Linked DNA regions of Mus musculus: region 1 is linked to region 2. Evidence: chromatin loops called from intact Hi-C (ENCODE). Cell type or tissue: left cerebral cortex. All regions are shown on one strand. Each heading gives the region's core, and the rest is flanking DNA. Links, peaks and the distances in the headings are about the cores only. Region 1 has its middle 97 kb from the start of Aldh8a1. Region 2 has its middle 42 kb from the start of Gm33892.

The links. Peaks named below come from ENCODE experiments on the same cell type or tissue, not always from the same donor. Only the 100,000 strongest peaks of a DNase experiment are listed, where the experiment ranks them.
Region 1: a loop joins it to region 2, with 2.3 times the contacts of the local background. A loop is called at or near these places in 4 of 42 quality-filtered maps.

Annotation. Positions count from the first base shown.
Region 1 is chr10:21,472,978-21,475,899 of GRCm38, reverse strand. No RefSeq gene overlaps it. Among named protein-coding and RNA genes, the nearest start is that of Aldh8a1, 97 kb to the right of the region's middle. In left cerebral cortex, for the core only: no CTCF peak of the experiment used is centred there; a DNase peak (open chromatin) is centred at 1,390.
Region 2 is chr10:21,528,105-21,531,026 of GRCm38, reverse strand. No RefSeq gene overlaps it. Among named protein-coding and RNA genes, the nearest start is that of Gm33892, 42 kb to the left of the region's middle. In left cerebral cortex, for the core only: a CTCF peak has its summit at 1,726 (motif pointing right); DNase peaks (open chromatin) are centred at 1,716 and 2,423.

The DNA of each region.
Region 1 (2,922 bases), core at 152-2,651, 55 kb after region 2:
CCTCAGTATGGAGAACTTTCTGCTCGTTAGACATCAGTTCATGTGTCCTCAAGGATGCTACCTGCCATCCTGAGCTAGCTGGGAGTGCTTGGCCACACCTTCACACGTGACCTTGTCCCTCTCCTGCAGCGCTCAGTGGCTCCTGTGACTGTATTGTTGTTTGTATGGCTGCATAGCTGTGTTCCCAAAAGACACCTAAGCTCTCATGAAGACAATGAGCACATGGCTCTTTTTACTGCGATTTTCAGCATCTCTCGTGGTCATTGACTCACTAAAGTACTGCAAGAATATTTCTTCACTGAATGAGTTCTTTAAATGAATCAATACAAGGTTCTAAAGTTTTACTTGATAGTCTCTAAAATACAGCAGATTTGTTTACCCTGGGTACTTATAATTCATATGCCAAAACCAAGTATGATCAAATGCCTGCTTATGCACATGCACACACACACAAAAGACAGACAGACAGACAGAGAGACAGAGACACGAAGAGAGAGAGAGAGCTTTAATGTGTTTCCACACAGATCTTTAAAAACACTTAACCAAACAAATTAGTTGCAGTTTGAAATTTACAACCTAAACCTTAATTCCTAAAGTGAAAACCATGTGTACATAGTTAAGCCACACATAGTGTCTTCCTGAATAGGAGTTGCTTGTAGAACTCTATATAAAGATCTCATCTCAGGAGTAGAAGTATGTTCACTGGAGTTACCCTGCATAGAATATATTGATATAACAGTAAAGGAAAAAGTATTTTGTGGGTGCAATTGAGAATTACTTCCTACACTTATTCTGAAAAACATTTATTTTTTTACATCACAATATAATTTTTCATAAGCACTTGTGTGATGAGAATACATAGTCTTTTAGGGACATTACCCATTTGATTACTTTCTCTTTCTGACAAACAAAATATAAATGGCAGGCATATAAAAGTATACAAAATAAGCCAAGTAATAGATTGTTGTGGATTGCTGTTAGTATTTTCTGCTCCCTCAAGAGAGTGCCTGTACTCAGGGGAGGTCAGGTGAGATCTTAACTGGTCGGGTAAGGCTAGAGCCTGTGATTGGGCAGTGGAAGGGAAAGGTGTGGCTGGGAGTTTTAGAGAGGGGAAAGAGGAAGAAGAAAGAGAGATGAGATGGAGGATGGAGAGAAGATGGAGAAAAAAGAAGATGAACCAGAATCAAGTGACCTGGACAAGCTGCAAGTAGCTGCGGATTTCATAGATGGGCAATGGAGCGTTGTAGAGTAAGAACATTTGCCCCATCTAGCTGTGCAGCTTGTATTTATATCAATTGGGTTTTGTGTTCTTGGAGCTGCCACCATTTTTGGGGGTGGAGATTTACTGCTATAAATCTGGTTGGTATGTTACAAGTCTCGAGTGTTATCATTTCACGGGGCTAAGGAGATCTGAGCAGGCAGCATCTGGCTTTCTGCAGGCTAGCCACAGGGGAATGGATGGCCTGGGAAGTGTGAGCAGCTTGGCAGCAAGCTGGCAGGCGGGAATCCAACGGGAACTAGGGCAAGACCACCGACTTAGCCAGACTTAGCGAGGTTTGATTTTTTTTTTAAACTACATGCTATAATACATGCATAGCCAAACGTATTCCTTCCTTGGTCTTCAAGTAAGAAACCCTACTGAAATGTGAGAAATCCTTAAAATGTTTCCTTTTTTATTACTAAAAGGGTTTTTAAAATAGGTTTTAAAGGTCTGGAGCTTAAAGATCTACTCAAGCAGTTAAGAGGAATATGGGCTTTCCCAGAGGATCCCAGTTCAATCCCCAGCACCCATGTGGCACCTCGCAACTGTCTGTAACTCTAGTCTCAGGGGATCTGACACCCTCTTCTGGCCTTCTTGGGCACCAGTTACACACATGTGTGTATATATGCAGGCAAAACACTCATACACATGAAAATACACAAGTTTTTTTAAAAAAAGATTTTATGTAGAAACTTCTTTTTTTAATTTTTTAATTAGGTATTTTTCTCATTTACATTTCCAATGCTATCCCAAAAGTCCCCCATACCCCCCCCCCAACTCCCCTACCCACCCACTCCCACTTCTTGGCCCTGGCGTTCCCCTGTACTGAGGCATATAAAGTTTGCACGACCAATGGGCCTCTCTTTCCAATGATGGCCGACTAGGCCATCTTCTGCTACATATGCAGCTAGAGACACGAGCTCCGGGGGGTACTGGTTAGTTCTTATTGTTGTTCCACCTATAGGGTTGCAGATCCCTTTAGCTCCTTGGGTACTTTCTCTAGCTCCTCCATTGGGGGCCCTGTGATCCATCCAATAGCTGACTATGAGCATCCACTTCTGTGTTTGCTAGGCCCTGGCATAGCCTCGCAAGAGACAGCTATATCTGGGTCCTTTCAGCAAAATCTTGCTAGTGTATGCAATGGTGTCAGCGTTTGGGGGCTGATTATGGGATTGATCCCCGGGTATGGCAGTCTCTAGATGGTCCATCCTTTTGTCTCAGCTCCGAACTTTATAACTCCTCCCATGGGTATTTTGTTCCCAATTCTAAGAAGGGCAAAGTGCCCACATTTTGGTCTTCGTTCTTCTTGGGTTTCATGTGTTTTGCAGATTGTATCTTGTATCTTGGGTATTCTAAGTTTCTGGGCTAATATCCACTTATCAGTGAGTACATATCTGTACTCTCTCCTCCCCCAGGTCAATCCATTTGCCTAGGAATTTCATAAAATTCCTGAGTAGTAGTCCATTGTGTAAATGTACCACATTTTCTGTATCCATTCCTCTGTTGAGGGGCATCTGGGTTCTGGCTATTATAAATAAGGCTGCTATGAACATTGTGGAGCATGTGTCTTTCTTACCAGTTGGAACATCTTCTGGATATATGCCCAGGAGAGGTATTGCGGGATCCTCTGGTACTACTATGTCCAATTTTCTGAGGAGCCA
Region 2 (2,922 bases), core at 261-2,760:
CAATCCTCTAACACTTGGGAGGGAAAAGTGGAAGGTCAGAAATTATTTCATTTGCAGCTTTAGAACGTTCCAGACATTTGCTATCGTATGCAGTCATGTGTTTGAGGGAAGACGGACTCCTTCTGAGTGGTACAAGTCTAGAGTCTAAGCCAGTGGTTCTCAACCTTCCTACTGCTGGGACCCTTTAATATGGTTTCTCATATTGTGGTGACCCCAACCATAAAATTATTGTTTTGTAGCTTCATAAACTGTAAGTTCCCTACTGTTATGAATTGTAATGTGAACATGTGATATGTAAGATATCTGATATGTGACCGTATGAAAGAGTCATTTGACCACAGGTTGAGAACCACTGGTGTAAAGGGAGAGCTTCATTGAAGGCACATAATGGTCAGCTCTGCTTAATTACTGTGAAGAAAACAGTATCATAAGAGGTGATGTCATCTAAATTCCATACAAATCCTTCCAGATGAAACAAGGGAGATGCATGTCTTAGGTGCTTGAAACAGAGCTACAGACAGGGCCAGGAAGACAGGAATAATGAGCTCCCAGATCTGCTGGGAGGAGACAAGAGACAGTCAGCTGCCTATGGCTGTGACTTACTTCTCACTGGGACCAGTTTCACAGGCAGGACTTCTAAAGCCGTGAACACTGAAGTTCTAGGACACCACAGACTCAGTTCTCACTCATTAGCACAACGCTGGACCAGGGTTAGATGTGACAAAGCCCAGAAACTGCCAAATTGTTTGTACAACTTCTAATTTGACGCTCCCCTACCTTTACAGACGTTGTTATATTTTTAATTCCTTCCTCAGCTTATTTGGCTCTTAGAATTGATATGTAAGATAACCTCCTCATTAATGGGGGAACAGGAATAAAAACAAGAAACTCTAATGAATCCTTCTTAGCTGAATTCAGTGTGTGTGTGTGTGTGGGGGGGGGGGGGGGGTTAAGAGCTCTTTGGTGAGAGTTTTTCCTCAATTGAATAATATATAAATGCATCACTTATAAGACCACTTATAAGTAATCTGTGTGCTGTATCCTGGAAGACTTTAAATAGAATTTTTAGCATGTTTTCCAGGAAAGCAATAGACAATTAAAGATGAACAGTTTCTTTGAAGATCTAGGGAAAGTGAGTGATTGGGCCGAGCTCTCAGGGGTCAGACAATGGAGGTGACCAGGAAAACTCAGCAGATTATGCAGTTGTCATTGTCAGACCCTTCCTGCCTGTCACCTTAATCCTTGGGTTTTGGATACTTCCCTAGTGCAGTTCATTCTTCTAACAGAGAGGGGGGACTACCCCAAGGGTAAGCACGGATACGATGCCTGGAAATCCTGACCACAGCAAGACCGGGTTAGGCTCTGTCAAGCCATTTAAGTCTCGATGAAGATTTTTTAAATGTTCGATAACATACTCATACCAAGTGAACAGGAAGCAGACAGGTTCATCACAAGTTCAGCTTTCAACCCACCTCTTCCCTCTGCCCTTCAGTGTGAGACAGTCTGCAGGACTTAAACTGAATTTCACACTGTGCCTACTCACATCTGGGCTCCCCTACCCACACCGGGGTTCAGTTCTACAGCAAGGTCATTGGACAGTGTATAAAACATGAGTACAAGTCACAGTTCTTCTGCATCTAATGCCAGGATCTCTAATCACAGCAAATCCTATCTCTGGAGTTTATAATCTCATTGGCTTCTTTCAGTGCTTCTCCAGGTGGCCAGTAGGTGGGGGACAGGAGACCCTCAACATCACAGGCTGAGAACGCTCCTGTGTTCTCAGTAGCAAACAGGCTTAAGGGACAGTGTGACATCGAAGCAGATGGAGTCAGAGCTTTAGTCATCGCCCATATTTTTCTACTTTTTGTTTTTCTTTTACAAGCCAAGCCAACTGTGATATTTGAAGTAGATGTCAGCGGCCAGCTAAGTTCTCATATTAAGGGATTCGAGTGTCAGTGCACATAATCTAATGGGGATGCTAGCATCCCAGGGGCAGTGATGGAGCTGGGAGTGACTATCATGGGGTTAGATCTCATGGGTTGGGAATGATATCACAGAACAAGGAAGATGGCTAATATTTAGTCTTGAGAGCACACCTGTATTTCCTGGTTTCTTCATAAATAATAAGACTCCTGGAGTTGAATACATTGGAGGTAAACAAGTTCTTCTTGCAAGATTCCTCAGAGTCTGTAGTAAATTTACCTGCAATTCTCTAAGGAGCAACTTCACTGTCAATCATGTTCCTCACTGGGCTGTGATACTTGGTTATTTTGCTGGATATTTTGTTACCCACTGTTGGATACTTTCATTTCACTGTTTCTTTTTTACTATTAAAGAAATGTTAAAACAGACACAGCTGTGCAGATTTGCATATTTCTGAGGATGCTTTTTTGATGAGCCCCTAAAATTAGAACCGCTAAACGAGAGTACATGCAGTTTTAATTTTTTTTAAGTTAGCTAGATATTCTTAGAGTGTGTCTTCAGAAGGATTATGCTAAATTGCATCGGAAACAACTGCACTTAGGATAGCAGCTTGATTCTGTCCCTGGAAACCTTGTTGTTTCCAGACTCCACACTATCCCACTGGAAGTTCAGATGCCTGAGCCCCTCTGACTCCAGCAGACTTTACTTTCTCAAGAGCTAGTTTTCTTTCTCCATTCCTTTTGGCTTTGCATGGCCCCTGTGATTTTTCACAAGTTTATTTCAGCACATGAACTCTAGAAACAACTTGGAGATGTGTAAAGATTGAAAAAGAGTTTGTGTCTTTGTGACATGGAACTGTATCCAAAAATACGACTTACCTTTCTGTGTGTGCTTTTACTGGTCGGTGAGGAATTACATCATATTTAAACACATCTTGCACAATTATCTCTTACATTATTACTAAGTGTTTTATTCCTTCTCTCTAAAAAGGGAATAGTA